Linked DNA regions of Mus musculus: region 1 is linked to region 2. A link is a loop called in an ENCODE intact Hi-C map of the cell type or tissue named here. Cell type or tissue: left cerebral cortex. All regions are shown on one strand. Links, peaks and the distances in the headings refer to the core of each region. The heading gives the core; the rest is flanking DNA.

The links. Hi-C counts contacts between places; a loop is a spot of excess contacts. Peaks named below come from ENCODE experiments on the same cell type or tissue, not always from the same donor. Only the 100,000 strongest peaks of a DNase experiment are listed, where the experiment ranks them.
Region 1: a loop joins it to region 2, with 3 times the contacts of the local background. A loop is called at or near these places in 3 of 42 quality-filtered maps.

What each region holds. Positions count from the first base shown.
Region 1 is chr1:66,832,738-66,849,440 of GRCm38, forward strand. Acadl (acyl-Coenzyme A dehydrogenase, long-chain) reads right to left here. Exons shown (of 11, transcript NM_007381.4): 5 at 15,663-15,729; 6 at 12,431-12,595; 7 at 10,344-10,445; 8 at 8,885-8,998; 9 at 5,542-5,669; 10 at 4,225-4,311. It also overlaps the pseudogene Gm15793. Among named protein-coding and RNA genes, the nearest start is that of Gm27934, 16 kb to the right of the region's middle. In left cerebral cortex, for the core only: a CTCF peak has its summit at 5,953 (motif pointing left); a DNase peak (open chromatin) is centred at 5,960; H3K4me3 peaks cover 400 bases.
Region 2 is chr1:66,694,272-66,710,974 of GRCm38, forward strand. It overlaps Unc80 (unc-80, NALCN activator), which reads left to right. Exons shown (of 65, transcript NM_001368824.1): 64 at 94-293; 65 at 1,059-4,879. The coding sequence ends at 1,325. Rpe (ribulose-5-phosphate-3-epimerase) reads left to right here and starts at 6,560. Exons shown (of 6, transcript NM_025683.3): 1 at 6,560-6,757; 2 at 12,175-12,254. The coding sequence starts at 6,636. In left cerebral cortex, for the core only: no CTCF peak of the experiment used is centred there; a DNase peak (open chromatin) is centred at 6,552; H3K4me3 peaks cover 1,578 bases; H3K27ac peaks cover 917 bases.

The DNA.
Region 1 (16,703 bases), core at 2,859-10,858, 140 kb after region 2:
TTTTGTTCTCTACAAAACCAAGCACTCGCATCTTCTGAAGACCTGCCTGGCACTCCAGCCTACCTGGACAATCCCAAGACTTCAGACATTTTTGAACTGGGCTGGGCATTTCTTTTTTACATTAAAGTAGTTCTACCAGGATATGTAATGGCAGACCAGCAGGCCTTTCATAAGTTACTAATTAAATTTACTCTACTAACATTAACAGAGAGAAGCAGGAGAGAAATGTTTAACTGCAGTGAAGTTCTCTGTCCCAGCTTCTCTCCGCCTAGAATGGCTAAGAGATCTCCAAGGGTCTAAAGCTAAACCTAACGCCTAAAACTAAGATCAGCTCACGTGCCAGGAAGTAACTATCTAAAAGTTCTAAAGGGGAACAAGACAACTTTTTAAACCCTACAAAGCTCCTGCCTCAATCAGTTCTCTATCTCTTTCTCCCCCTACCCATCCCTACACTAATGATGTAGCTAAACCTGGGGCAGATGTAAGAATCAAAAGTTGGATGATTTCTTTAAATCAAAGTCTGTACACTGTAGGCACATACTGTCTAATAGGTAACTAGCTTTTGTGATATCAGGATTTCCAACATCTTTGGGGACAGAAAGAGCTGTCTGGATAAAGATTCACATACTCTTTGAACTGGCAACCCAGCCAAGAGTGGCTATTATTATTTAAAGGAGTTCAAGTCTCCTGAGCTGAAAGCAGAAATTATAATGATCAATCCACAAGTTATCTTGCTTATTTAGAAGCAAGGGACTCTAAGAAAGCAGGCACTGCTGCTATGGGACACGCTAACCTCATCCCAGGGTAGTGGACCCCTCGACTTAGCATGCCTTTCTGAGAACGTAAACGAAGCCACACATGCCTCTGTTCCCAGAAGGAGTTGTTACAAGAGCTTGCACACACAGATATAAACATCCATTACCATTTTGCTTCCAAAGCCCTTTTATAAGATGGATGAGCACTTCAAAAACAAAAAAATGCACGGGAAAAATTCCAGTGATGGTAACCTTTGGGCTAGCATAATTCAAAAACACAGCTGTATTTCATGACTACACAGGATTTTAAAAGGAAGCTCTGCTTGTGAGTAAGGTCTGCTTGAAGTAGCTCTGGAAGTCTAAGTCAAATGATTTATTTGGAAAAAAATCAATTTCACGCTTATATTCTCTCAAAAAGAGAAAAACACTTGATTGATGGTGAGTTTTATGAAACTATAAATTATAGCTATCCAGTAACTAAAGCTTTTAAGCTGTGTGGTAACTATAGAATTAGCAGGTTGTACCCACACAGGAACTTCTGTTCTTAATGAAACGGCAATAAAAAAAAAAAAACCTCATGTTCCATAAAAAGGATTAGAAGTACAGGGAACAGCTCTAGCTAGGCTTGCTGGGATGAGGAAATCAAACGCTGTCAGGCTAACAGTGTTTATGTCCTTGATAGTTTTCCGAACTACACAAAGCACCCAGGTAACAAATGCGGAACGTCTTTGGAAGCCTATAGCATTCCTCCTTGCAGATTCAGAACTGAAGTGGGTGTGTATGAGCAGTCGTCAAAAACTTCCCTGGGCAATTTTCCTAAGTTGAATAGACTGTTAAGTAAGAGGAAAAATACGTTCTACGATTATAAGAAAAACGTGAAAGAGAGGCAAGAGTCTGAGAAGAGCTGATGAAGAGGGAGACGTATGGAAGACACTGCAGCTGTAGCTGTCACTGTTTGATCTGAGGAAATTTATGTGTAACCCAATAAAAAGAAGCATAATAAAAATTCCATTCAGAAAAAAAAAACCTTTTATATTTTTCAAGCAAAATAATTACTTAAGGCATGGTATGTTAATTCTTCTACTATGTAAGTGGACCATTCTGTATTGCTTTTTCTGTTTGTTTGTTTAAGTAGCTAGAGATAGTGGCCAGTGGCAAATTGCTTGCCTAACACATGCACAGCCCTGAGTTCAGTTCCTACGATGGCCAGTTCTGATTATTAACTTGACAACATCTGGAAACATCAAAGGCACAAACTTCCAGGTATAATAATGAAGAGTAATGTAGATTAGGTTAGCCTAGGGGCACACCTGTAAATTGTCTTGTTTGGGTTAACTGAGGTAGGAGACTCACTCCAAAGTTAGGTGGCACTACTTAGGCTTGGGTCCTGGACTGCATAGAACGGCAGCCATCGGCTGAGCAGCCGCATCCTTCACACTCTGCTTCTGAACGGCAGGTCCAAACTGCAAGCTCCTGCAGCCAGAACAACCCACTCTGATGGGCTTTAGCCTCCAACCGGCAGCCGAAGGAAACACGTGTCTCCCTTCCATTGCTTTTGTCAGGGAATCTTACCACACCAGTAAAAAAAAAAAGTAATTCAAAGAGAGAGTAAGAGAGAGAGAATAGGAAGAAATGAAGGAATTCATTTTCTAAAAATGGACTATCTTGCCGAGTGGTGGTGGCGCACGCCTTTAATCCCAGCACTTGGAAGGCAGAGGCAGGCGGATTTCTGAGTTTGAGGCCAGCCTGGTCTACAAAGTGAGTTCCAGGACAGCCAGGGCTACACGGAGAAACCCTGTCTCTAAAAACCAAACCAAACCAAACCAAACCAAACCAAACCAAACCAAACCAAACCAAACCAAACCAAAACAAAACAAAACAAAACAAAACAAAACAAAACAAGAAAAGCATCAAGGTAAGGAGATGGAGAAAGAGGAAGAAAGAGTTGTGCATCTGGGTGGGTGGGGAGGTGGGGAGAACCTAGGAGGAGTTAGGACAGAGGGAACCATAATCAGAACATACTGTATGAAAACATTCCATTTTTAATTTTTAAAAAATCACATAAAATATAATTAAGGAAGGAAGGGAGGGAGGAGGAAGGGAGAGAGAGACAGACAGACAGACAGACAGATCGAGCATCATAGGCTGAATATGGCGGCACATACACACCATTAATCCCTGTCCTGAGGCAGAGACAGGTAGATCTCTGTGACTCTCAGGCCAGCCTGGTCAGACAGGATTACAAAGTAAGATCACAAACTCAAGTGACAGCATATGCTGGCGAAGATGTGGAGGTGAGGGAACACTCCTCCATTGCTGGTGGCAGTGCAAACTAGTCTAACCACTTTGTAAATCAATTGGGCATTTTCTCAGAAATTTAGGAATAGTTCTACCCGAAGACCCAGCTATACCACTCCTGGGCATATGCCAAAAGATGTCCCACCATACCACAAAGACACTTGCTCAACTATGTTCATAGCAGCATTATTCATAATAGCCAGAAGCTGGAAACAACCCAGATGACTCTCAACAGAAGAATGGATACAGAGAATGTGGTTCATCTACACAATGGAGTACTCCTCAACCACTAAAAAAAAGTCATCATGAAATCTGCAAGCAAATAGATGGAACTAGATGGTTACTGAGTATGGTAACACAGACCCAGAAAGACAGGAGCCTGACATAACTGTCTCCTGAGAGGCTTCACCCAGCAGCTGACAGAAACAGATGCAGAGGCCCACAACTAAACATCAGGCAGAGCTTAAGGAGTCATGTGTAAGAGCTGGGGATAGGAGTGAGCAAGCTGGTTAGCCTAGGGGCACATCTGTAAATTGTCTTGTTTACAGAGGGGTTAAGAACACCACAAGAAGAATCAAGTAACCTGGGCCCATGGGTGCTCACAGAGCCTGAACCACCAACCAAACAGCACGGGCTGGACCTAGGCCTATACATTTGTAGCAGATGTGCAGCTTGGTCATCATGTGAGTCCCCTGACACTGAAGTGGGGCTGGGGGTAGTCTCTGACCCTGTTGCCTGCCACTGGATCCCCTTCCCCTAGCTGAACTATCTGATTGGGCCTCGATGGAAGAAAATGTGGTTAGTCCTGCTGCAACCTGATGTCCCAGGGTGAAGTGGTCCCTAGGGGTGTGTAGGGGTCCTTCCCTTCTCCTCAGACAGTAAGGTGTTAATGGGGGGAGGGATTTCTCAGGGTGAGACTGGGAGAAAAGGAAAGAGAGGGCGCTATAACTGGGATGGAAAATAAATGGAAAAAAAATCCTATCTCAAAAAAAAAAAACAGAAGAAGAAAGAAAACAGAAAGAAGAAAAGGAAAGGAAAGGAAAGGAAAGGAAAGGAAAGGAAAGGAAAGGAAAGGAAAGGAAAGGAAAGGAAAGGAAAGGAAAGGAAAGGAAAGGAAAGGAAAGGAAAGGAAAGGAAAGGAAAGTGCTGTAGAAGCGCCCGCCATACTTACTTTGCAATCGGGTACTCCCACATGTACCCCCAGCCTCCGTGGAGTTGCACACATTCATAAGCTACACTGTTTTGTAATTCAGATGCCCTAAATGATCAAAATAATAAGCAGAGAAAGAAAGGCAGTTCAGTTGGTACAGTACTTAAAATCCTTAGGTTCAACCCCTGTCGCGCAGACCTGAGGTGCCAATGCATGCATATAACACAACACTTAGGAGATAGTGGCAAAAGGATGAGAGGTTCAAGGCTAGACTTTGCTACACAGTGAATGGCAGGCCAGCCTTGACACATGAAACCTTGCCTCAAAAAAGCTTTCTCACCACTCAACAATTTAAACGAACTTTTAACATTCAGCACCATTACATCCACAAGCCTGGATGAGAGCAAGGGCATTAACTATGCAAAATGCTCTTCCTAAAATACCTTTTCCTGTAAGCCGAAGAACTTTTCATAAATGTAAAACACACCCCCCTCCATGCCCCAAGGTGAAGGTTCGTGCTAATTTCACATTCCTTTTTAATCTCATCATCTAATCATTATAAAATCATTACACAAAACACCATTCTGCATATTTCCCTTATATAGCAATGACTAGACTGAACCTGAGTTAATAAATAACAAAGGGAATTTTTCTAGTCTGCTTCTGAGTTAGTGAGATGAGTGTTTTTTTCTTCTTTAAGAAAAAACAATTCCATTCCACATATGATTTGAACCATATTTGCGTCTTAAAATGCATAAAAAACTTAACAGGGGTCCTGCACTCTCAAGCTCGCCATTAACCCATTGTTAGTGACCCTTAATTAAATTGTAAATCTTTCTAAACCCAATAGGACTTTTGCCTGATAGTCCATACTTTGGTGTTTCTCTTAGATCTAGAAAACACCTCACATTCTATCCAAAGTTGTCACTAGAGAATTAAATTTAGTCTGACCTACTGAATGGACTGGGACTTGCCCGTGAGACTCCCAAGTTTTATCCTTCTATTCTTTCTGCCTTGCTTTTCTGCCATTCTTTAGATAATCTAAAATTAAACTCATTACTTGAATGGAGTACAGTACTCACTGACCCTGCTTCAGGCTCTCAATATTTTACTCTTAATAACAAGTTAAAAGTTACATACCAACTGGAGTAATGTTTAGGACATTATAAACAGACCCAATGGAACTTTCAAAAACAAAAATTTTTTTTTTAATTTTTTACTGCTATTTTCACGTTCGGACTTCTTCCTTTTAATGCCTTCAAGGTTGCGTTTAAAGGCTGGCAGGACCCCACGGTAATCTGGACCAACACTGCACTTTAACTATAGGAATGCGCGTACCAGTATTTTGCCATGGAAGCAGAACCGGAGTCCAGACGTTTGGTTTCATGCAACTGCAGACAGCTGTCCACAAAAGCTCTGGTGACACATATGTGTGTCTTTAATTCTGCTAGTTTATGCTGCACCGTCTTGAGACAAAGGGAGGGGGGGAGAGCATGGTAAAAGTTCAGGTTTCCACTCAGCACCTCTAATGTTTACATAATAAAAAAATTCTAAAGCAAAACGAAAGTGAAACTGTGTGTGTGGGGGGGGGGGTTCCGATAAAAGGGCATACATGAACTGAAATGAAAACAAAAACAAAAACAAACAACCCTGAATCTTAGCAAAATGATATACACTAGGTAAAAAATACCTGTCACAGTTTAAGGAAACTGCTTAAACATCATGATTTAATGTGTGAGCGCCATCTCGTGGCAGGAGCTGCCAGAACACCCAGTTTTCTCTGGAGGTTAAACAGGATTTCCTCTGCATTCATGACATTAAGGATATTTATTTCCCTACTGTGCCTGTGCCTTAAACTAAAATAACAGAACAGGACTAAGGGACAAGATGAATCGATCTAATCACATACGCATCATCAAATATTTATTATCTAATTATCACAGTTTTAACAATGGAAACAGACTAGGCAGAGACCCTACTCCATCCAGTAACCTACAGTGTCTCCCATCCCTCTCATGCAGCCTCCAACTCGCTCGGAGTGGTCTTCTTTGTAAGTGTTAATAACTATGTATTATTATTACGTAATAACTATGTCCTCTCCTGCTGCAGTAGATAGCCAACGGTGAGCTTGGACAGCACTCTATTTAGACCATTCTGGCTGCTCCTGATTGATCTCCCGCCTGTCCCGTCCTCAAGCTGGGTGATGCACACTTTGAATCCCAGCACTCAGGAGGCAAAGGCAGGCAGACCTCTGTGAGCTCTAGGCCAGCCTTGTCTACAGAGCCAGTTCCAGGACAATCAAGGCTACACCAAAAAAAAAAAAAAAAAAAAAAACCCTCTCTCGGGAGTGGAGGCAGTGTCTTGTGGTTTTGCCTTTCTCTCTTCTAAAAAGTGTAACTGCCATCTAATGATTCTGACACCAAGCAGTGGAGAGGCTGGTCACACCCAACCTTGCCTGAGCATCCAGGCCTCTGATTTGGAGCATGCTAGCATGTCCATTTTTTTTTCTATGTCCTTTTCTACTAGATCTATATTTCCTTTGGCCAAATCTCTACCTTTTCATCAGCATAAAGTTCCTCACTTCCACCTTACTCAAGTTTACAAAGAGAAAACTATAAAGGAGACTGGTTTAAATTTCTATAGACATAGAAAACCCTGGAGCCTGACTTCTAAGTCTTTATTCCAGGACATTACATAGCATTTCTTATGAGGGGTAAATCTGGGGGTAGGGTGAGAGTATCAGACAATTCTCAAGAATTGTTGCCTTATGTGATATTACATGTGAGGATTTATACACTATTAAAATATGTAAGGATCAAGATCTCTCTCATAGGAAAGCTATTCTATATAAATAGTTGGTGCTTCTAGAAGCTGAAGTTAAAAGTTAAAATGCAGACCAGCATGGGCTCACTTAAAATTCTTACACATCCAGTAGGCCCAGAGGGCTAAGAATAACAAATGCCGTCAAGAGTACATAATTTACTGTCTGAAGATAAAAAGATTAAATATTTACATATTCTTGGCACCGAACCAGGGGCTAGGGAACAGAATTAGCCTTTGTGCCTCACCACAGACAGCATCAGGCTTTCTGAAAGCACCACCTGATACTGGTAGCATGCTTTTCATGAATGATCGACATGCTCACAGAAGTATCTTTAATGGTTACTGATATCTGTGCGAACAGTAAAAACTGCAGTTCGAATTAAGGGAGAAAGCCACCCACAGTGGCACGAACTGAAATTCCAGCACTTGAGAGGCAGAGGTAAAGAGTCAGGAGTCCAAGGTCAGTCTATACTCTATGAGCCTGTGTCTGTCTCTGTCTGTCTCTGTCTCTGTCTCTGTCTCTCTCTCTCTTATACATATACACACATGCAGAGAGTCTGTCTGTTTCTTATACACACACAAACACACAGAGAGAGAAATATTTGTAAATAACTAAGTGAACTTAGACACACACGCAGAGAGAGAGACAGAGACAGAGACAGAGACAGAGAGAGAACGTAAGTGACTGCGTGAATTTACTAAAATCCTCCTGAATGGGTAGATGCCCAGCAGGTAAGGACACTATCTGACAAGCCTGATGACTTGAAGTTCAACCCCTAAGACCCACATGTGGAAGGAGAATCAACTTCCACAAGTTGTTCTCTGGCATCCACACACTTGCCATGGGTGTGCATACCCCTACACATCCACGGGGGGGGGGGGGAGGGGGGAGAAGGAGGGAGGGAGAAGAAGTGGGAGAAGGAAGGGAGGAAGAGAATTAAGGAATTAAGATGTAATTTTAAAAACAATTAAGTGCCCCAGTATAGGGGAATGCCAGGGCCAGGAATGGGAACGGGTGGGATGGTGAGCAGGGGGATGGGGGAGGGGATAGGGGATTTTTGTAGGGGAAGCCAGGAAAGGGGATAACATTTGAAATGTAAATAAAGGGAAATATCTAATAAAAAGAACAATTAAGCAAGGATTGACACTTATCTTGGAACTTCAGGACTTGAAGACACCTTGGAACGGTTAGCAAAACCATGAATTGTTATCAGCATATATTATGATTTAGCTATAAAAAAACCCCACCCTCTATATATCTACTCTATCTAATCTTACTGTTAGTTAGTGTCATAATCAACCCTAGGAACTACACAGTTTGAAGACATTGAAGAAAAAGACATTTTATTTTCCTTTTCCTATCTCTTTCCAAAATAGAATTTCAAACATTAAGACTTAGCAAACAGGAACTCTTTCTGCCAGAAGACAGCTTGCCTAGACTATGCAGGTTTCAGGAGCTACGTTAGGACAGAAGCTGCACTTGGCTACGATGCCTCAGCACGCCCTCGATGTTCCACACTCTACCTTTCCCTTAACGTGCTAACTGCATGGAGACTAAGAGTCCAAATTGGACGCCACACCCACCTACTGAAGTCTTCCCTGTTGGCTTCTGTGATGAGCCTCTCTGGATCTGCCTTCTTGTAGACCTTCTCTATGTCGCCTCAGGCCTTCCAGTGTCCTCAGGACTCTGGCCTGGCCCTCTTCATCTTAGCGTTTCCACTCTGCTCTCCCTTTCCCAATCTCACCTACTTTTAAGTTTCTAACACCCCTGGCATCAAATTACCGTTAATTATCATTTCACCCTGCCCCAACTGAGATGACTAACTTGATAAAAAGCCAGATGCAAAGACAAACGTACCTGTATGTGTGCAACTGTTTTCCCAAAAGCTTTTCTTTGCTTCACGTAGTTCCTGGTTTCTTCAAACATGAACTCACAGGCAGAAATCGCCAACTCAGCAATTAAGAGCCTTTCCTAGAACCCCCAAATTAAGGGTAAGCATTATTACATGAACCTCTTTTATGCCACTTCAAGACGTCCTATAAATATTTTTTATAATAAACTTCCAAAGACTAACTTTTAACTTACCTCTTAGTGCTAAGAAAAGGCTCCCACAGACATCTGTGGTTATCGGAACATATCTAAGAACCGTGCTACCTAAGGGGCTTGGTTTGTAACCACACTGTCAACCTCACAGATGCTACATCCTCCAGCACACAGTTCAAATTTTACCGACTGGTGTAAAATAGCGGTGGTAGTCACCGGATTTCACCACGCTGGCGATTTCTGAATTCTACCTAACCACTGCGCCACTAGCTGTTTTCAGTTTCATGCTTAGCTTGCGCCATAGCTGCTGCCAGGCAAAAGGCAAGCACATACGTATAGCAGCAGTCTGTATGCCTGCACGATTAGGCAATGCTGGCCCCAGAGGGCTGACTGGAAGACTGTGGTGTGAAGCCCCAGAGGACTGACTGGAAGACTGTGGTGTGAGGAAGCTTTCTGGTTAACACCTTCCTCCCTTTGCGGTTATTTACAACCTGCCAAACATTCCCAGGGATGCTCTTTACAAAGAGTTAAAAGTTCTCCATTAAAGCCGAGGTCCTTCTGAGGAGCCCCGGAAACCTATTGTCCTTCTGCTTGGATGGGTCCTGCGGAGTTCAGCTACTTTCTTATCTGGCCTGTTAATAGGGGATACTTCTTCTTCTTTTGTTTTTTTTAATTGGATGTTTTCTTTATTTCAAACACATTTCAAATGCTATGCCCCTTTCCCAGTCCCCACTCCCAGCCCCCTATCTCCTCCCCCTCCCCCTGCTTCTATGAGGGTGTTCCCTCACCCACCCACCCCCTCCCGCCTCCCCACCCTTGTATTCCCCCACACTGGGGCATCAAGCCTTCACAGGACCAAGGGCCTCTCCTCTCATTTATATTCCCTACAAGGCCAAACTCTGCCAACATATGCAGCTGGAGCCATGGGTCCCTCCATGTGCACTCGTTGGTTGGTGGTTTAGTCCCTGGGAGCTCTGGAGGGTCTGGTTGGTTGATATTGTTGTTCCTTCTGTGGGGTTGCAAATCCCTTCAGCTCCTTCAATTCTTTCTCTAACTCCTCCATTGGAGACCCCGTGACCAATTCAATGGCTGTGAGCATCTGCCTAACAGTGATATTTCTTTATATGCAACTTTATACTATACTCAGATGATCATTGTAGCGCAAGCTTGACATGTGTGGATCTTTTTTATACAGCTCTGTAGTCTACTTCTGCTCAGTATCTAACCAGACGCATGTAACCCAGACAGAAACGGTGTCCTAGGCATTTAATACCTGTGGAAGCTCTTGCATGAGGTAGTAGAAGCCTTTATTCTCTTCTCCAAGTAAGGCATTAGCTGGCAATCGGACATCTTCAAAGAATAGTTCTGCTGTGTCCTGAGAAACGGGAATCAAGCAGAGAATGAGCGCATCCCTTTCCCAGTAGCCCCGTAGCGTTTTTTAACTTCCAATGAAGAACCAAGAGACAAACTGGAGTGGACTTGGAGCCTGAACATTAAGTCATAAGTAATAAGCCAGGGAGTTTTAATTAAATCTATCTCATTCCACAATGGTGGCTTTCCTGGTGCAATGCACAGTCATTCAGGCTTTGACACTCTCCGGTTCTCTAGGTACTGGGAGGTTAGAATTTCTAACACACTAAGCAAAACATGCTCTCTGATAATATCTAACAAATACTGCTATTACCTCACACACTCTCTGATAACATCTAACAAATACTGCTATTACCTCACATGCTCTCTGATAACATCTAACAAATACTGCTATTACCTCACACACTCTCTGATAATATCTAACAAATACTGCTATTACCTCACATGCTCTCTGATAACATCTAACAAATACTGCTATTACCTCACACGCTCTCTGATAATATCTAACAAATACTGCTATTACCTCACACGCTCTCTGATAATATCTAACAAATACTGCTATTACCTCACATGTTCTCTGATAACATCTAACAAATACTGCTATTACCTCACACGCTCTCTGATAATATCTAACAAATACTGCTATTACCTCACATGTTCTCTGATAACATCTAACAAATACTGCTATTACCTCACACGCTCTCTGATAATATCTAACAAATACTGCTATTACCTCACATGCTCTCTGATAATATCTAACAAATACTGCTATTACCTCACATGCTCTCTGATAACATCTAACAAATACTGCTATTACCTCACATGCTCTCTGATAACATCTAACAAATACTGCTATTACCTCACATGCTCTCTGATAATATCTAACAAATACTGCTATTACCTCACATGCTCTCTGATAACATCTAACAAATACTGCTATTACCTCACACGCTCTCTGATAATATCTAACAAATACTGCTATTACCTCACACACTCTCTGATAATATCTAACAAATACTGCTATTACCTCACATGCTCTCTGATAACATCTAACAAATACTGCTATTACCTCACATGCTCTCTGATAATATCTAACAAATACTGCTATTACCTCACATGCTCTCTGATAACATCTAACAAATACTGCTATTACCTCACACGCTCTCTGATAATATCTAACAAATACTGCTATTACCTCACATGCTCTCTGATAACATCTAACAAATACTGCTATTACCTCACAAGCTCTCTGATAATATCTAACAAATACTGCTATTACCTCACACACTCTCTGATAATATCTAACAAATACTGCTATTACCTCACATGTTCTCTGATAACATCTAACAAATACTGCTATTACCTCACATGCTCTCTGATAATATCTAACAAATACTGCTATTACCTTACATGTTCTCTGATAACATCTAACAAATACTGCTATTACCTCACATGCTCTCTGATAATATCTAACAAATACTGCTATTACCTCACATGCTCTCTGATAATATCTAACAAATACTGCTATTACCTCACATGCTCTCTGATAACATCTAACAAATACTGCTATTACCTCACATGCTCTCTGATAATATCTAACAAATACTGCTATTACCTCACATGCTCTCTGATAATATCTAACAAATACTGCTATTACCTCACATGCTCTCTGATAATATCTAACAAATACTGCTATTACCTCACATGTTCTCTGATAACATCTAACAAATACTGCTATTACCTCACAATCTTCTAAATTTCACAAACAGGTGACTTATTACAATACAGCTAACTTTCCCATTTCTAAAGCAGATATTCAGACACCCTGGTTCCTTCCCATTCCTGAGTATGACAGAGACAGCAGCGTGACTGAAAGGAAGTCTCCCTTGCTGTTTCTGAGAACATACCTACACTCTGCTCAGGAAGACGCCATGAGCAATTCTGCGTATCTACTTTCTGACTGAGAGTCTGATTCAAACCACGGCTTACCTGAGCTTTCATTCCCATCTTATGCAGCTTCCGGCCCTTGATAAATCCTTTCATTCCGTTTTCCACCAAAAAGAGGCTAATGCCATGGGCAGGCGATCGAGCTTCACGGTTGGTGACGGCCACGACGATCACGAGATCACTTAACCAGCCATTAGTGATGAACACCTGCAGGAATATCAAGATGCACTGTGATACTCTGCAATCCTCGGGTCTATGTGCACGCTTACACTCAGGGAGCACACATAAGACTAGAATGGGCACCAGAAGCATCCCCATCTCTCCGCCCACACAGGGGAGCTGCTGCATAGGCGAGATTAATGAAGAGCAGGGATCTCCACTGCTTCAATACGGAAGTGTCTACAGTTTTCCCACTACTCGTGAGATGAACAGTAATAAGAAACTAATAGATTGTGTCTTTAAAATAAAGCCAAATTGCCCATTCACTTGGTAAGTTGGATTCTAGTGGGGAGCTATAGAGAGGAAAAGGGAATTTGCTTTAAATGGCACTAAGCTCTTAGACTGATTGGATTTTGAAAAAAAAGGCTGTTTTTGTTTTTCATTTTATACAGATTGCCTACTACTTCTTTCAAAATCACCCAAGTAAGGACAGTGCTATGGTTAAGTGTTGTGGTGGAGGGTGGTGGGGGATGGGGGCAGAATGACAAGCTAAACAGGAAAAGTGGGCTGATAATCCAAAGCAGTTCATAACTGACACTTCATTCTGCACTTTGCCTGAGGTGACCTCAACTGTCAGGGCTTAGTCATCCTCCAGTCCCCCCCTGAGACTCCAATGCTGTCTCTTCTCCTCTTTTATGAGACAAGATCTCACTAAGCAGACAGCCTGAACCTGTTCTGTAGCCCAGGCTGGCCTAGAGTTTAAAATCCCTCTGCTTCAGCCTCCAGAGTACAGGGGTGTGCCTCCATGCCCAGATCACCCACATTGCCTGATACAATCTGGACCTACTGGATTCCACAAAGTGACTCACTCGCAGAACATGTCCGTCCCACCCCATACTCCTGCCCAACAATGAATGTCAACATATCCCCTACTTCAACAAATGCTTTAATAAACTATGCTGCCATCCGCTTCCCAGTCAACGTGGTGCTGTTCTTTCTGGCCCACGTTTACTGTTCCAGTCTGCTTCCTTCCTTTTCTACTATTGCCACTAACTCCCCTCCCGGCTCTCCTCAGGGCTTGTACAAGGATCTAAGACAGCTCTCACAACAACTGCATCCATAATCCATCAGCTGCCCAGAGGGGCTGCTCTATACGGCAGTGTGATCCTTCCAAGGTCACACCCCAACATCTTTCAACAGCTAGCTTCAAGATACACTCTGAACCCTTTGAGCAGGCATAAAAACTCCTCACAAACAGATGGCAGCTCACCCCTCCTGCCTCTTCTCTCATCCTATTTTGCCTCTGTTTCCTGCCCTTGGGTCAGCTCTACTGAAGCCCTCGTCTCACACATCCCAGTGCCTTCCAGACCCATGTGTATTTGAAAATCACGTTTCCGCCCCTATGGAGGCCCCTTCTAACTCTAACAATGCAAATCCTACGCACCTTGGACTAAGCTCAGGTATCACATCATCTAGAATTCTTGCCAGTCTTCCACACTGAGCTAAGCACTCCTAATGTACCGTCAATTCCAGGCTCAGACAAGCTGCTTTGTTTATTCAACATCGAAACCAGGGCCTGCACAGACCAGGTACAGATGGTACCACTGAGTCTGCGTATCACAGCACTTAGGTAGCTGCTTCCTAAAGTTGATTTGAATGATATCAGTGATTCAAGACAATCTATAAAAGGAAATTTTCTAGGATACAAGATATACTATCTCTAATTCTTAAGAGATTCATAATGCCCACTGGCATATCAAAGAATGAGAAGTTCTCCATAGGAATTACTGATGTCAGAGAAGAAACTGTTACTAAACACTGACAAAGTAAGTTTGAAAATCAGGTTTTCAGGAACCTGACAGTATCTCAATATTATTTGATTTTGTAAAGATAAAAGCATTAGCTTAAAGAAGGTGGAATATTCTTAAAATTTGAACAAGCTTAACATGACATAGTTGTATATCCTTGTACTGCCAGCACTTAGGCAGAGAACCCAGGAGATTTATGAGTTCAAAGCTATCCTGGCCTCTACAGCAAGGCCCTGCTTCAAACAAAGAAACAGGCAAAATAATAACAACCAAACAGGAACACTCATCCACAAATAGTCCTTGTATTAAAAAAGAACATCTCTCCTTAACATCTATCTAGTCAACCGCAGCATTTCCTCTCAGGGATATGTTTATTCTTGAGCCATCTGCACCTATCTGAGGAGCTCTCAGTTAGCTGATTCTCAGGAGACCTGGAGGGTTCTTGAATCCCATCGTCCACACTTCTAGCTCTTAAGACCTCTTGAAAGTTTCTCATATTTGTTTTAAACTTTTTCTTCCCATCTTGTTTTTTCATCTTAGTGTATGCCCATGGTCACTTTGCCTCTATGTATGTCTGTGCATATGCATGCAGTACCCACAGAGGCCACAAGAGGGCATCCGATTTCCCGGATGTAGACTTAACAGGCAGTTATGAGCCCCCATGTAGGTGCTGGCAACGGAACCTAGGTCCTCTAGAAAAGCAGCCAATATTCTTAACTGTTGAGCCATCTCTCCAGCTCCCTCTTAATCTCTTTTTATAAAATGTACTTACTTGTTTATATACATCTGTGTAAGGTACCCTCCTCTATCACTCTTCACCTTGCTCTTTAAGGCAGGATCTCTCCTTAAACCTGAGGCTTGCAATTTTCACCTAGGCTAGTAGCCCCACTGTTCCTCTTGTCTCTGCGTCCTTCAGTGCTGGGGCCAAGGTGTGCACCTTTCTCTATGGGTGAAATAATCCAAGTTCCAGGCCTCCCGCTTACACTGTGAGTGCTCATAGACACCTTCCCCCAATTCCACATCAGCTTAAAGTTCACCATTGTTTGACTCACTTTGGAGCAACAAAACCTTTTCTTTCTTTGTGTCTGTCAGGAGTCATTTGGAAGCTAAAAGCACCTTTGCAGTATTTGCAGAAGGCCAAGCAACATGAAACATAGGGGGGTAGCTACAGATTCTGCCATATAAAATCTATAAATGTCTTACTCTCCTGAGACCTCCTGTGTTAGTTCCCGGATTGATCATATCTGGGACATGTAGTCGTTGAGGTAGTCTGAGACACTGGTACCCACGCCTGCTTTTTTACACACCTTGCTTCCATTGAGAATCCAATCACTCCCAGATCTTTTGGCGTTCGTTCTTACTCCTTGTAAGTCACTATAGTGGGAAACAAAGGTCAATTAATGGATTAAAAAAAATCAAATTATGCAAAAGCTATTACGTAAGGTCACATGTATTAAAAATCCTAATATTAGAAATATTCACAAAGTTACACTAAAAATACATCTAATATATTTTAAATTTCACGGAAGCCCAACTGTATTTAAGAACTCCAAACTAGACCATGATGATATTTCAAGGCTTGCTACCTTCCTACAATTATGAAACACCATGTACTTAAATGCCTTTACTCAGGCTGGTTCAACACTCTCTCTTCATCAGAAATGTGGGTATTTTAAAAACAGAGGCTGAAGGGACGGCTCATTAGTGATGAACCCTTGTTGGTCTTGCAGAGGATGAAGGTTCAACTCCCCAGAGCACATATGGTGGCTCACAGCCATCCGTAAGCCCAGTCCCAGTGCCCTCTCCTCGCCTCCATGGACACCTCCGTGGTACACATTCATACGTGTAGGCAAAATAGTCACGCCCAGAAATCTAAAAAGTTAAACATTTTTCAATTGTCATCTTCCTAACACACCAACTCTAAAAGGAGTGTATGCTTCTAGATATTTCTTCCCCCCCCCCCCCCACTGGTTATCAGATAGTCTTTTATTGAAATATTTTCTTGTTGCTTCTTAACTATCTGGGCACTCCACTGCACCACTGTTGATGTCATCTATGATGTCATGAGGGTGGTGGCCATCCACATTGCAGCCCACAGACTGTGCAGTACCCAGGATCTCCTTGATAGTTCCAGAAAGTTCTCTAGCCAAAGACCGGTGTCTCATCTGCCGGGCAATGTTGACAATCTCATCAAAAGTAATGTTCCCACTGTGTTTAATGTTCTTCTGCTTCTTCCGGTCTCTCGGTGGCTCTTTGAGGGCTTTGATGATCAGGGCAGAGGCAGAGGGCACCACCTCAGTCTGGGCCTGTCTGTTCTGGATGGTCAGTTTCACTGTAATTCTGAGACC
Region 2 (16,703 bases), core at 2,874-10,873:
CAAACCAGCAATGTCTTTATGATGAATCACTAGTTCATGCCATTATTAAGTAGTCAATTCTCTCCTACCTATTGGTTTGCCTCTTACTTACAGTTGATCAGAAGCGATCTGTGACATTCATTGAGGCTCAGCCAGAGCCAACAGCTGCCCCAACAGACATATTTCCTGCCACGGGCCAACCACAGAGCTGCAGCCCAGGCCGAGCTAGGAAGCCAGAAGGAACAGAGAAGCCAGTGCTCACATCCTCCCCCGCCATTATCATTGCAGATCTTCATAGCCTGTCTCCCAAGCAGGTGAGGGCACTGCAGAGACAGTCAAGAGCTGTTTCCTGAATCCATATTCGCAGGAAACATTTAGATATGCACATTTCTTCCAAATAATTTAAGTTTGTTTCTGTAACATCTTATTGCCCAAACAGATACTATTTTTGCCATGGTGAAAAAGACAATCTAAATAAAGTGTTTATTCAACAATGTATTGATAATTAAGTAAAAACCAAGAGGAGTCTTAGTGCAAAACATAAAAAAAATTATTTATCAGCTGGAAAAATCATTGATAACAGAAATTTGATATGTAGTTGAAGTATTTTTCAATTACAGCAAATGAAGTTACTAGCATCAATGGAGTCTTTACGTAGTTTTCTATGTCCTAAAGATCAGACGGACTTAAAACTTTCCCCCATTGTTTTAATATTATTTTCTTGTGCTTATATAAATGAATTTCCATAAGTATCATATTCTGATGCACTATTTTTAAAACCTAAATGGTAATATTAATATACACATTTGCATAGTCTTTTATAGTTAAAAGAAGTGTAACACATCACTTGAATTGGTTCATTTTTATAGTCTATAAGCATGTTTCCTCCCCCCACCCCACCCCCAAAAAAAACCCCAAACACTATGTCAAAGGGTAGAAAACCAATGCTTTGAAAGCCTATGACATAGCCTGAAATTCACCTTTGATTTCTTGTCCAGTTAGAGCCATGCAGAAGTTTTTATGTTCTTTTCTGGTACCCATCCTACTTGTCCATGATATTATGATCCTTTTGATCACAGAGTGAGCCCCTTCTTGCTGAAGAAGGAGAGAAAAAGGAGGACGAAGAAATACAAGGTGCCACAGCTCACTGCCCCCTCTCCACTCAACTGTCAGACCCGGATGACTTCACTGGCCTTGAAACATCCAGCCTCCTACAGCATGGAGACACTGTCCTTCATATCAGTGAGGAGAACGGCACGGAGAATCCCCTGCTGTCCAGCCAGTTCACTTTCACTCCTCCCGAGCTGGGAGACACAGACTCAGCACTAGATGAGTCCCACGTTTAGTTCTGTATCACAGGAGCTCTGCACTCTACAGAAGACTGCTGACGATAGAATGCTTCTGATGAAAATTATTAATTCTAAAACAGCACTTTATAGCCTGTGGGTGGCATTAAGTCTGAGTGTATTTTGCTGCCAAAACTCCTAATGTTTCAAAAACATCTTAAAAATCAATAGCTAAAAGTCTTTAGTTGTGTGAAGACTGTAACAGGGAAGAACAAAGGGAAGAGCCGTCTCACTGCACACTGTGTATAGCTTGCTTTGAGCAGCTAAGAATATACTACTACAGACAGTTAAGAATATTTAATATTACTGCCCTCATAATACTGATAAGTTCTAAAAGGGAATACAGTCTCTTAAGATACTCACATTATACATCTCACAACAATGTTTATTTTTGTAGTTTCAAAATTTTACATTAGGTGGCTATATACATAGAAATTTACATATAAACAACCAGCAAGAAAAATAATTAGAAACTAAACTATAAACCCTGCAGCCATTTTTGTTTGGGTCAATAATATAGCTGGTTATTTAAAAAAAAAACGTACTATTTTTAGAGCCGTGGACTTTTCAAAATTTATTTTTTAACTGTCCTTTCACTACATCCTATAAATCAAAATTCTAATGCCACATATCATTCCATTTCATATCTACTGTATTAGACAGAGAATATCTAGAATCTCAGATATGATTCTGAATTAATAACATAGACAGCTATACAATTATGAAAAAGCTAAATGTAAATAGCTTTGCTTGAAAGAGATGGCATTCCTAATTCTACCCATGATGACATCACCGTTCGGATTAGGACCTATTGGGAAAGAGGATTGCTTTCCCTTGCTGTCCTTGTGCCTGCCCCTGAGGGCGTATTTTCATACATTAAAGTTAAATTGTTAGAACTAGATCAGAAATTAACTTTTTCTCAGTTGTCAAATATTCTATGATCCTTAGGAGATCACAGTTAATGAAGGAAAGTCAGAGTAATCAATTTCTTTATAGACTCAGACAGCTTGTATATATTACAAATAGGGCTTTAACTTAAAGTGCAGTTACTTCAAAAAAAAAAAGAATAAAATTTGAAAGGCTTGTCAGGCCAGTACTTAGTCGATTATTGAAGGGCTGGACATCATGCAGTTCATAAACATTTTTCAAAAGTTTAGCAGTTTACATTAGAGAAATGTAACTACTAAACCCTGAAAAAAATCTCATAACATACCTACATCGATGTGTGTGTGTGTGTGTGTGTTAGTCTTCATGTAGAAGTTAAACAGAGATTTTGATTATGTTGAGATGAGTTTAAAATATATTCTATATGCTTAAATATTGACTATGTTGGCTATAAAATGTATACTATAAAGAAAATACCTATAAACCCATACAAATAATAAAGGAAACGATTTTTATGTTAGAATTATTTATTAAATGAGCACAGTGACTTATAAAATCAAATATATTTTGGGGCTATGATCCCATTCACCATGAGAATGAAAGGTAACCTATAAGTTAACTAGGATAAAATTTAAAATCCCCCAGGTCAGAAAATCAGGGCAGAACCACCTTCTTGGCCTTTTGGCTGAGAACATGCATGGGAAATCCAGGAGACAAACAAACCTTCTCTGTGTTATAACACCTTCACATCATTTATACTTAATGTGCAGTTCATTTCTAAGTGCAAAAGTGGACATGTAAGTGGTTTTCTGGTTCTAAGCTGATATATTTTGCCTGTTAAAAACTATGCTGCTCAACTAGCATTAGAGGCCTTATGTTTGGTAATTACAAGTGTCTGAGTTGTGTGCGTTTATATGTCTGTGCTTTGTTCCCTCTTTTGGACTTGTGATTCAAAATCTCTATAATTGTGTCAGATATTTAAGAAGTATAGAGGTCAAAGAATTGTTAAATACTCAATAATAACCCTAAATACCTTTATATATTTTAAGTGTGTTGGGCTGTTTGAGAAATGATTTTATTGGTCTGTCTGCCTTTTAATCTGACTCCTTCACTCTCGTGTATGGAAGTCTATTATTAACTTTTTCAGTAAGCTAAGTAATGTTTTATCTTGGAAAAAAGAAAAGACATGACCACTCTGAGAAATGGGGACTTACAGAGTGGGAGTGCTCTCGTCTTGGGACTTTTGAGATTTCTCATCTATTCCATTTATTGTGTCCTTAAACGTGTTGAATGTTTATGTGTGGTAACTAAAGTATATGTATGTGCATAAGACTGTCACAAGATGTATTCTCAGGAATACTGTTACCTGGAGTTTGAAGGAATAACTTAAAGAAAACAGTTAAGATAAAAGTTCAAGTTAATTGACAATCTTTTGTAATATTCAAAAATGTGACAAGAACTAATTATCACTTTTGATCAATATATTAGTAAAATTAGATTATATCTTAATCTGTGATGCTTAATAATATTTATCTCATTCAGAGGAAGGATAAAACAGGCACCCACTTTCCAGGTATTAAACAATTACATCCAATTAAAATTGCTCCTTTGGAAAGCAACTTTATAGAGAAACCTTGAGAAATAAAAATACATCATCCATGATAGTGAGTACCCATGTGTACTATCCAGATTAAAGCAGCTTAAATCCTGGATGCAGAATTTTCTAGAATAGACATTTTTCTTTCATTCGCAGCATTCAGTGTTTTCTATAATTCTATTAGATTATTTGATTCTTATGACAAGGGAAGTGAGTTACTGAGTGCGTTGGAACAAGTCACTGAGAACAACACTGTCAAGGGGTACCACTGGGCACATGGCAGTGCTGGAGGCATCTGTTGGTTTTCTGCTTCAAGCCTCCAAGAGTAACTTAAGCCAGGATGGCATCTCTCTTTTAGCATCTGTTCTTTTAGTCAGTGAAGAACTTTCTCCACTTTGCTGCCCACTCCTAGAGTTTCCGAGGAAATAATTGAGTGTGTACTGAGATCCATAGGGAAGAAAAGGTCATAAATGAATAGAATTATAGTCCAAAACATGAACTAAGTACCTTCCTTGAGTTACACAGGATACTTTACCAGAGAACTTTCCCGAATTTGCTGCTGTCACATAGAGTCCCACTTTCACTCTGTGACCTCACACTACCAATCCATGGCCTTGTGTCTCAGCAGTGAGTAAACTAGCCCACTTCCTCATTTATTTTTGTGGGTCTCAACTGCAGCATTTTAGAAGCAAACTTTGATCTGACACTCAGGAGAATAAACACAAATAGAGGGCAGAATGTATTTGGAAAAGTTTATGATAAATTTACTTATATTATTTAAAGATCATTTAGGATCATAAATCTACGTACCTCCATGATATTTTTAATAGTCACTGTGACCATGGGATTAAAGTCCTTTATTAGCCATTTTGTAGGTGAAGACAAAGGATTGACTACACAGCCAACTTCCTTCAGATGACTATAAAGTCTGTTATGAATACTGAATGACCAAAGAGCATGGAAAATGCATCTGAATAAATACTGAGATGTTTATGAAAGATATTTATGAAAGCTAATGATTTCTGTGTTTGAATATGCACATATAATAAAATAAATCTAAGATCATTTAATGTGCTCTAATTTCACTTCTTTCCATTGGGAATGGGATAGCTCATTCAGGATCATTTTTCAAGACCTGGTCTGTGCCTTCCTTCATCTCTTGTTCTTCAGACTTCCACTCTAAAGTGGAAGCCTAAAGCCATTTTTAGCTTAAAGTCACTAATGGGTAAACACCCCCAGTCCCTCTACCGCCATATTTGATACCTACCTACTTCTGTTTCTCATCTTCTATCTTTCAAAATAAAGCAAAATGTAGATATGGAAGACAGCAAGCCAAATTGACTTCACTGCCCGGATTATGACCCGGAATGCTGGTATATCCCCAAGTCAGAATATTAAAGACTATTGTCTTCTAACTGTGTCCCCTGCAGAAACCATGGCATCTAAATTACCAGCATGCTTTTAATAAAACTATGAGAGCCCTATCCTTGTTCTTTAGGAATTGCTCTTGTTCTATCCACGTGTATCTTCATGTACCTTTTCATTTTTTCCTGGCCCAGACTCTGGATACGTTTGACATTACGCCACTTATCCATTTCAAGAATTATGGCTGGATAGCAACTCTATCAGACTGGCTATGAAAGACCCACAACGTGAGGACTCCCCCACGTTCTGACTCAGGAGAGGCGACACCCCAAATCACACAAGAAACGGTCTTACTGCAAACTTATTCAAGAGGGCTCTCGGGCCCACGGTCATACACCACGCAGGGGTAGAGGTCTGTGGCACACCGATTAGCTGGGTAAGGAGGTATTTAAAGGAAGAAACCACAACTCAAGGAAGTGGGGAGGGCTTTGTTGGAAAATACCAAAGATACCAGTTAAGAGTCCCAAGGAAGTGCAAAGTCACAAGAGTCACAAGGAATACCTGGTAATTGTTCCAGTTATCTCTCAAGACAGTTTCTAAGAGCCCCTAACAATAGCACATTTGCATAGCAATGGTCAGGGTGACTTTCTTTGAATGAACACTCTTTGAACCCAGGAAGCGGGTGGGTGGAGGAATGTCGCTATCTGTTTTATGATTAGCATCATTAAGTCACAGAGGTCACATTCCCATGCCTGGGCCTAAAGGCCTAGAATTTTGTTTTTACGTTATACTTTCAGCTACTGCAAAAATTCCTACACTGAGTACTCAGCAGTCACCAGTTATCAGCAGCTTGACTAAGGAACATCTCAGAAGAGAGGACTGTAAGAGACAGAGGGTGGGGGAAGTTCAACGGAATGCTGCAATTAATGATTGCATAAGCAACTGTGGCTCCCTGCACAAAACCTACAGACACGTGAGGTGAAGTTATTTAAGTAGGAGAGGAGTTAATTGGGAAGAAGGGGTCAGGAGGAGTGGCTGGGGTAAGAAAGGGTAATGGGGTTGAATATGATCACAATATATGCTATACGTGTATGAAACAGAGAAAAAAATAAAAACAAATTTCCTACATTGTAGGTGGTAGTCTAGCTGATCAACCCGTAGAACTTCTTACATTGTACTCAATAAACTATTTTCCCTTTCAAAAGGAAAAGAAGCCAGAAGATCCTTGGAAATCCAAGACAGAAGGCAGAAGCTCTGCACCTGGCTCCGCCCCTAGCCAGCCAGCTGACGCCCCCCCCCCAGGAGGAGGCGGGACTTCCTCGCCGCAGGGCAGCTGCTTCCGGCAGAGTCCGGAAGAGAGTGCGAGGTGGGAGGGGGCGGAGCCAGTGCGGCGCGCCCAATCGGGACGGAGTCTTGGCTGGCCCGGGCTCTCGTGGGCTCACTCGCTCTAGGGAACCGGCACCATGGCGTCGGGCTGCAAGATCGGCCCGTCCATCCTCAACAGCGACCTGGCCAACCTGGGGGCCGAGTGCCTGCGCATGCTGGACTCGGGGGCCGACTACCTGCACCTGGATGTAATGGACGGGTAACTCCGCGGGGCTCGGGGCGGGCTGGCCGCGCGGGTCGGCGTCGCTGCACCTCAGCGAGCGCCTGTTGGGTGCACGGCGCCCCTGTGCGACGACGGGCTGCCTGGCCAAGCGCGCTGCCGAGGGCACCGAGCCGGCCCTGGCTGACTTTGGGGCCCGGTCCTTTCCCCGCCACCCCGTAACCTGTGGTGATAGGACCCGGGAGCCACCTCCAGTGTTCAGGATCTTCCTCTGGTGAACTCGTAGAGAAACTGAGGCCCAACGGGACAGGCGCGACTTGCTCGATCGAACTCAGATAACTAACTAGTTCTCGACAAAGCCGGCAGACAGCCTCAGCTTGACACCTGGATGGGCTTCCGGAGTTCGACCACTTGCCGACTTGTCTTAGGCAAGCCGCTTCAGCCTTGATTGGGACTCGGGTTCAGTGTGAGGAAAATGGAAGGATTATTGATCATAGAACGCTTCCGCGTCTTGGGGAACTTGAAACGAGCAAGTCCAGTGCCTGGCGTGTAACAGATTCTCTGCAGTTGTTAGTTGTATCGAATAACCCATTCGAATTCTGATTTTCCTGTCTATTTTCTCTTCAGGCACCCTGCTCTTCAGGGAGGTCAGTTTTTTTGTAAGTAATTTTTAAGCACTGTAGTTATAATGCTCAGAATCAGGGTACAAGTTTCCTAAGTTGGTTCTAAAGTGAGGAAACAAACCTAGACCCAAAGGAGGCTGGAGGACTTGCTCAAGATTACAGAAGATTGTGACAGACTTGGAACTTGAATCTTCTTGGCTTTTTGACTAGCATTTCCCACCGAAAGTTTACATAAAATTATAAAAGACCTTGGGAGTGAGATAGAAAAATAAATTTATTTCAAATAAGCAAAATCTGTTTGCCCTCAGTCACATTGGCAAATATGTGTTATTTACATCAGTTTCGTTTCTTGTTGGAGGTTTTGCTGTTCTTTCTGGTTTTTTTGAGACAAGGTCTGTATAAATCTTAACTGGCCTCAAACTCAAAATCTTGCCTCAGCTTCCCAAATGCTGGGATTATGGGCACGGGTCCCCACACTCAGTTACACTAATTCTTTTTAACATCACTGCTGTTTTGTCCATAGCAGTTTTGTTTCTTTTGGCTCTCCGTGGTTAAATCTCATTTTTCTTAACACTTACTTGAAAGCCCTTGACCGGCTGGAATGTGTACCCCAGAGATGGTGTTGATTTCGATGCCTGAGAAAATGTAGGGGTCCTAGCATGGCACAGACTGCAGGTGTAATGAGCCTGCTTGATGCAGAGGGGAGGGGTGGACACCAGTGCTTTCACTTTGCTAATACAAATGTTGCTGTAGACCAGGCTTGCCTCACCTGCTTCTGCCTCCTGAGTGTGCCCAGCTTTTTTAACCTTATTTTTAAACGTGTCTAGTTTTTGAGATTCTATATAATATAACTAAATCATTCCCCCTTCTCTTTCCTCCCACAAACCCTCACACAGACCCTATACCTCCTTGCTCTTTTTCAAAACCATGACCTTTTAAAATATTATTAAATACATATGTAAAAATACAGACACACATATATCCCTAAATACATAAATTTGACCTGCTCAGTCTGTATAATGCCACTTGTGTGTATATTTTCAGAGCTGGCCATTTGGTATTGGATGAGACTGTGTCTCCTGCTCTCAGAATTCCTTAGATATCTGGTCCTTTGTGTAGGGCCAGGGCTCTGTGGGCTGTCCAGGTACTCTTTGAGGTTAATATGTTATCGTGAAGAGTAAGGTATATTGCTATGTCTCTCTCTCCTGGTGTACTGTAAACTTTCCAAGAGCAGGATCTGACTTTCCTTGATAAGAGACATTAAAGCATGTTATCATTGCTTAGTAATAGTAGAAAGCATCTCTGAGAATCACCGATGCCCCCCCCTTCCCCCAGCTGGCCCCCTTCCCCATATCAGACTTAAGTTAGTAAATAAGGCAAAAAAATTATTTTAAATCGTTCTACTTTTAACAATTTTTATGCCTTTAAATCTATACCTACCTTTTTTCTTTCCTTTGAAGTAAAAGCTATTTCCATTCATCTTTTGCAAAAGAGGAAACCAGTTTGGGGAAGTACAGCTCCTTTCCCATCACTCTGGCAGAATAGACAAAGCCTGATGTCTCCAGAAGAGAGCTGTGGGATCCCTTTACAAAGGTGGCCAGCCTCCTCTGCTTACTCTCCACCCCTCCGTTTTCTTCTCTGTTTCAAACTGATCTTATCTAGAAAGTCAGAAACTAGGCTAAGAAACACTAGGTGGCCAGACACAAGTATGGTTAAATATCTGAAGTAAAGAACAGGTTTGTTTTTCTGGAAACACATTTTGAGAAAAGCACAAAACACACCATGGCAGAATGCTAGCTGGAATGTGCTGATCCCAACTATGGGAGCAACGCACACACGGCTACTTCTAAATTAGTCATTGGCATTTCATTTACGTTGGAGAGATTTTATATAAATACTGAATTTCTGACTTTTGCTGGAGATATCAAAGATTTGGAATTCTCTTCTGTATTCTGGTAAGGCCTTGATTGTGTGGAATTGAGCAAGGCAAGCATCTGTAACCAGTTTCTCATTGTGTCCTGGGCCCTACCTTCTCTAGCCTGGCTCACCTGCTCAGTTTTCCTTTTGCCACCAGCCAAAGACTCTCCAGTTCCTGATCCCCGGGAAGATTTTCTGGTTCCTGTCTTGGTGCGTTTTGTACCAACCGTAATCCTCTTACATTTTGTTTGTTGGTTTGTCTGCAGTAGACTGCCTTCCAGTTATTACTAAAGTATAGGGATGCTGATGGGACCTGCTAAGAGAGGAGACGTAGATTCCTCTGTTACAGCAGCTATGGATTATCCCCAGCAAGTCCCTGGTTTCAGGCACGAGGAACCCTTTGTTACACTTTCCTTCTGAGGAGGGTCGTGGGGAATGTCAGAGTGAAATAGTGATGAAGCTGGCATTTCTGGTGAATTCCTTTGCTTTCGAGAAAATTAATTTAGGATTTCCTATTCTGGTAAGAAATCTGAGGCATTTGATAAAAAAATCATGTTCTTTGGTTTTTGGAACCTCAGTACCTCTCATAAAGAGGCTGGAAATCCTTTGATAATTCATGTTGTCCGGTAGTTCCGAAACACCTGATTGCATGCCTAGGTTTTTGCACCTTTTAGTTATGGCTTAGCCACAAGCCTTTAGTTTCTCATGAAAACTTTGGTGCATATTGGGCTCTTAGTGAATTTATTAAACCCAGGTCATTGAGTTTATTACCAAGAGCACAAATTGTTCACTTAACTTGGAGGTCAGTACTTTTACATGTTATTCTTGTGTTTCTCAAGTAAATTTGTATTTATTAGATTCTCAGCTTCTCAGCCCATGATACTTGTCATGATTGTTTTAATAATAAATGGAACCTAAATTTGAGCAAACTAATTTTCAAGACCACACGGTACAAGCACAGTATATGCGACTGAAGACTTAGTGTGAAGTTGCAGAACAGCCTGTTGCTGCCTGCTTACCAGCCCCGTATCTCTGGTGGAGTTAACATCGGTGTGTGATTGAGCCCTGACAGTAATGGCCCTTGGACAGGCAGTGGAATAATCTTTGAACCTCCAGGGATCAGTTGGTTAGAGAACGTAGCCATGGCCCACTCGTTCTGACCCTCTCAGGTCGATCCCGAGAATGTGAGTTGCTGTTCCCTCCCCAGGACTATTGTTCTAGTATCTGTACTGGCAGGTGAATGCTGAGACTGCCCTTTGTAGCCTCATTGCCTGTGTTAACTCCTCCTGCCAGCACTTACTGATTGTATGACACTGGGCTAGAAGAAAACTTAACTCTTTTACTCCCTGCTGCATCTAATCAGTTGTTGACAGGCCCTCTTTTTTTATTTTCCTATTTTTGTCATTTTTATCGATTCTTAGCATTAACACCTGCCTTCCTTCTTGCACTTATCACTCAGTCCATCTTTGTGCTTTATTGTATTTATTACTTCTTAAGAAGCTCATACCCCACTTGATAGTTACAGCGCAGTAAACTCCGAACACCTGCGTGTAACGTTGACCATCCTTAATCCGATGGCGTCTACCCCTGCTGTGGTCAACACCCTGTCCCTTTGACCTAAGCGTGCTTTTTTTTTTTTTTTTTTTTTGCCTTCTCTTCCTTTTCGGCTTTTCTGGTCCTACAGATATCAATGTTTCATAAATCCTGTGATCTTCTAATATTTCAGAATTCTACAGAATACTTAAAGTATTTATTATAATCTTCCTTTTGCTATTTTCTTTCTTCACATTTCCGTGGGCATTATTGTTAAGCTTTTCTCAGTCTACATTTCAGGACCATAGCACTATAGTTTATTTTTTGTTAACGCAGCAGTTGAGTGTGATTCCATGCACTTGTTCTGGGATTTCGTCGTCTTCCATCCCATGGTTCTATTCATCAAGAGCTGGATCGGCCATTTAGTGAGGACTGGGAGGGGTGCAGATTGAATTCCTCTCATCCAAAATTCTTGTGAGCAGAATTGTCTCAGATTTGGGGTTTTATTTGGATTTCAGAATATTTGTGTGCACCTAGTATTTAAGGAGTTTAAAGGTTAAGTGCGTTGGGGTTGAGGTCAGACTGACTTAACTTGAATTCTGTCCCACAGATTATGAACCAGGTGATTGAAGGGTGTTAAGTTACCATGTTTTCAAAGAGGCTGTAAATCATATCTGTTTTTACTAAGTCTGAGGTATGAAGAAAGTTATAACCCCTGGCGTGAACTGAGCTCTCAATACACTATGACTAGCTCCAATAAGTACCGTTACTTTTTTTTTTTAATTTTTTTTTATTATTATATGTAAGTACACTGTAGCTGTCTTCAGACACTACTATCTGAAGAGGGTGTCAGATCTCATTACAGATGGTTGTGAGCCACCATGTGATTGCTGGGATGGATTTGAACTCAGGACCTTTGGAAGAGCAGTCAGTGCTCTTAACCACTGAGCCATCTCACCAACCATCGTTATTTTTTTTTTAATGGTTATTATTTAAAGGGTTTAAACAATAGTTTAGTGGCCTGTGGTTGAAGTAGATTAGAGGCTAAGATTCAGGACGCCTGTGATAGAATCCTGTATTAACCGGTGCTCCCCTTGAACAAGTCTGGAAGTGTCTTTTGTCATCTTTCCATCTCTGCTTGCTATGGACTATGAATTGCAGACTTGTCATTATGAAGATATATGTGACAGCACACATCAATTGTAAACTTGATCTTACCTGGTTATTTCTGTTTAATTTGTCTAATACTAAAAATGTTAAGGATTATTTGGGGGGGGGATGGAATTCTAAACTTTCCTTGTTCTCTTGTCAGAATTCATATTGAAAAATGCAGAAGTGGGATTAGAAATGTTTTCGGAGTAAGATTTTCCTTTTGTCTTGCAGGCATTTTGTTCCCAATATCACTTTTGGTCACCCTGTGGTTGAAAGCCTCCGAAAGCAGCTAGGCCAGGACCCTTTCTTTGGTAAGTGGGTTGTTATACCATTTAAAACTGCTTCTATTGCTTAAATAAGGAGAGTGGTTGGTTGGTCAAGTTTATCTTGCACCCTTTTCCTAATTTCTCCTCTGCTCCTGCGTCATCAGCTTGATTTTAGCAGTCTAACACCTTCCCTTCCCCAGGGCCTTGACAGAGATTCTACCTGGAAAAACTCTTGTGTGAGGGTCTCCCGTCAGCCCTAGTTTGTTTGTCATCTCCTCAGAGGGGCCTTCAAAGCGCGGAGGCCAAGTTAACTCTTCTCTACTGTCCCGTGAGACAGACTGACTTTTCCCACTGTGCAGTCTGTTCTTCCAGCTCACTTTACTTTATCAGACTCTAAGATCCAAAGGTAGAGCTGGAACTCACCTTGTGATTTTCTATTATTATTATAGTTCACTGGTTTGGATGTTTTGCCTGAATGTGCATGTGTGTACCTTCAGGCCCGAGGATGGCATTGGATTCCCTGGAATTGGAATTACAGAAGGTTTTGAGCCATTATGTGGGTGCAAGGAACTGAGCCAGGGTCCTGGATGAGCATCCTGTCCTCTTAAGTGCTGAGTCACCTCTCCATCCCCAACCTTTGCTTTTCTCTAGGCTAAACACACACGATTACACTTCTTAGTGTAACTACTAGTTGAATTTATGAAGCAAACAACCAATTTACTTCTTCCATTGTAGGCTTTCTGCAGATATGGTTCCTTTCAGTGTCATAGGGTAGGAAGTCCGAAGGGTTTTTTTTGTCCATTTTGGTTGTGGTTTCTTTTTAGATCATTCCAAACTAGAAGTTATTTGAACTGAAATGAATCCAAGTTTATAATGTTTTCTGTAACTTGTATAACTAAGTGAATCTTAAAGTTTTTTGCCAGTAGAGCAATTTTGTGAATGACTCTAGCTGTACTGTTCAGTGTGGTAGCTCTAAAACCCATATTTAGATACGTTAATTAAAATAAAAATTTAGTTTGTAACTTACAATAGTCACAAGTCCTCGGTAGCCACATGTGTCTTTTGACTATTATCAGCAGAGCAGACACAGGACATTCCTACTAAGGCAGACCGTCCTGAATGCAGGCTCTGGTGAGTGTGTCCATGCTGGGTGCAGCATCTAACAAATGTGTCCAGCCTTTTGACATACAACATGCTATTGTCATCTACAAAATTCACATCTGAGAATCAGAGTTGAGATATAAAAACTAAAGAAAACCAAGCACCTCATGAAGAACAGTTACAGTTTTGCGTGGGTCTTATTCATAGCCATCCCTCACCTTACTCAGGCTGAAAAGATGCATCTGTTTTGAGAGAACCAAAGAAAATGTGAATATTACCTCATGTTTGCTAACATGTTCATCTTTTTAAATTTCATGTAGTTGAATATAATCTTGTGTTAAACATTATTGCTTTGGAAAGGAGTTTTCAAAGTAAGAGTCTTCTTGAATATGCTAGTAATGTGTGCCAGGACTTTAAAATTACATGTTACACTATGAGAAATGATTAAATAAATCACTCTGTTCCCACATCTCAATGCTGTCTTTCTCATGTGTTTATTGGTCTTTCCTCTTATATTCTGATTCATATTCTCACTTCTCATTAATTTTTATATATTTTATCATCAGTCTTTCCTGATACAATGCCAGTCCCATATATCTACTTTTTCTTCTTGGATTTAGGTGGTTATGTATGATGTTTGTGTATATAAATTTGCTAATTAATATTTCAGGAAATTTTTCCAAAGTAAAGATGAATACACTGTGTTATTACTTGGGGTTTGAGCCCTTTGTTTTTTATAGCTAAGCAGTTTGATTTGGTTGTTGGATAATTGGCACATTGCTGCATTTTAACAAGTACATCAGGGCTAGAGGTGCAGTTCCACAGTTAAGAGCATGCCCTGCTCTTACAGAGGACCAGGGTTTGGTTCCCACCACCCACATCTGATGGCTCACAACCACTGTAACTCTCTTTTCTGACCTCTGTAAGCCCCTGCTTATGTGCACATACCCACACAGACATTCATTTTTACATATTGGAAAGTAAATTCTTTAAAAGTAAATAGTTCATAAGTTGTATCTACAACCTATAAAGATCTAGAGTTTTATTGACGTAACTGGAGCTCAGCTGAGGATTTGCACATGCCAATTCCAACCATGGCCTTTTACTATTTTTAAATATATCTATTTGTGTGTGGGGGGGTAGGGAGTGTGAGTGTGTATGTGCTCGTGTGTGCACCTGTGTGCATGCATGCAGGTATACATGTGCCTGTGGAAGGGAGGTCAGGACAGCTTTTGGGAGTCATCTGTCATCTCCCACCCTATTGAAGCAGGCTCTGTCTTACTGCCTACTCCACTTCCTCTATATTCAGGCTTCCCTTGAACTTGGAATCTTTCTGCCTTCCCCTCTGGAGATACTTATGTCACAGCTTTTGAAAGCTCTGAACTATTTATTCAGTGTTAGTTTTAAATACAAAAGACATTTAAGAAGTAACGTAACAAGAAAAAGCCTTTATTATCTAAGGCAGTGGTCTGTACTGTTGAGAATCATGGTGGTCTTCTTTAGCTCATTTATGAGGTCAAAGGCATTTTCATACTAAGATGTTATCTGTCACTATCCATACTGGCTCTGCAAATCAGTGATGAGTTAGTTTTTTGGTGTTGTAACCAACTTAGTGGTGCAGTGGCATTGGTTTCCTGTGGTAGAGACTATGCTTCACTGCTGTATGCATGCTGTTATGTGTTTACAGTACATAGCATTGGTAAAGCAGTTTAGAGTATGTATTTTAATAGGTTCATCTTTGAGTAATGTCTCTTTGGTTATCATAGGACTGGGTAAGAACTCGTCCACTGTACTTGTGGAGGAGTCACATTCCTCTGACCAGACACCTTGCACCATTGTTTAAGCTCAACTAGCTGCCTTTTCCAAACACCAGTTTTCTCTTATTTGTTTGGGGTTTTTTTTTTGTTTGTTTGTTTGTTTTTTGTTTTTTGTTTTTCAAGACAGGGTTTCTCTGGATAGCGGTGACTGTCCTGGAACTCACTTTGTAGACCAGGCTGGCCTCGAACTCAGAAATCCACCTGCCTCTGCCTCCCAAGTTCTGGGATTAAAGGCATGCAGCCCCATTACCAGGCTGAAAGCAAGATTTCTTAAACTTTGTCCAGCTTTGACTCCTTTTTCCTGACAAAGTTTTACTCAGCTCCAGGTATACAGATATATAAAATAAGCATATAAACCACAGATTTACTAGTTATAAATCATAAAGTAATTGATATCAAACAAATTTTTGGTATACATATGATTTTTACCATTTATTAAAGATCAGTATAAAATAGCATGCTAACAAGATGATGTACATATTTTTAAATAAGGACTATCTTGGCTGAATATTTGCAACTGCAGGAAACAGCATCATTTTCTTGCACACCTATGTTAAAGCCTAACATAATTAAACACAGTGATTAGTAAGCAACAACTGGTGATAAACCAGAACAGGACAATGTACTGTAATGGTGTGAATGTATTCTTTGTGGTTTTTTTCCTTTCTTTTTTTTTTATTAGATATTTTCTTTATTTACATTTCTAATGTTATTCCCTTTTCTAGTTTCCCCTCCAAAAATCGCCTATCCTCTCCCTCCCACCCTCCCTGCTCCCCAACCCACCCATTCCCACTTCCTAGCCCAGGCATTCCCCTATACTGGGGCATAGAACCTTCACAGAACCAAGTGCCTCTCCTCCCACTGGTGACCGTCTAGGCCATCCTCAGCTACATATGCAGCTAGAGCCATGAGTATCTCTGTGTGTTTTCTTTGATTGGTGATTTAGTCCCAGGGAGCTCTGGGGTTACTGGTTAGTTCATATTGTTGTTCCTCCTAGGGGGCTGCAAACCCCTTCAGCTCCTTGAGTGCTTTCTCTAGCTCCTTCATTGGGGACCCTGTATTCTAATAGGTGACTGTGAGCATCCATTTCTGTATTAGACAGACACTGGTAGAACCTCTCAGGAGAAAGCCGTGTAAGTCTCCTATCAGCAAGCTCTTGTTGGCATCTGCAATAGTGTCTGGGTTTGGTGGTTGTTTATGGGATAGATCCCCAGGTGTGGCAGTCTCTGGGTGGTCATGCCTTCAGTCTCTGCTCCGAACTTTGTGTTTGTAACTCCTTCCATGGGTGTTTTGTTCCCCCTTCTAAGAAGGATTGAAGTGTTCACACTTTGGTCTTCCTTCTTGAGTTTCATGTGTTTTGCAAATTGTATCTTGGGTATTCTGAGCTTCTGGGCTAATATCTACTTATCAGTGAGTACATATCATGTGTGTTCTTTTGTGATTGGGTTACCTCACTTAGGATGATATCCTCCAGATCTGTCCATTTGTCTAAGAATTTTATGAATCATTGTTTTTAATAAATAGCTGAGTAGTACTCCATTGTGTAAATGTACCATATTTTCTGTATTCATTCCTC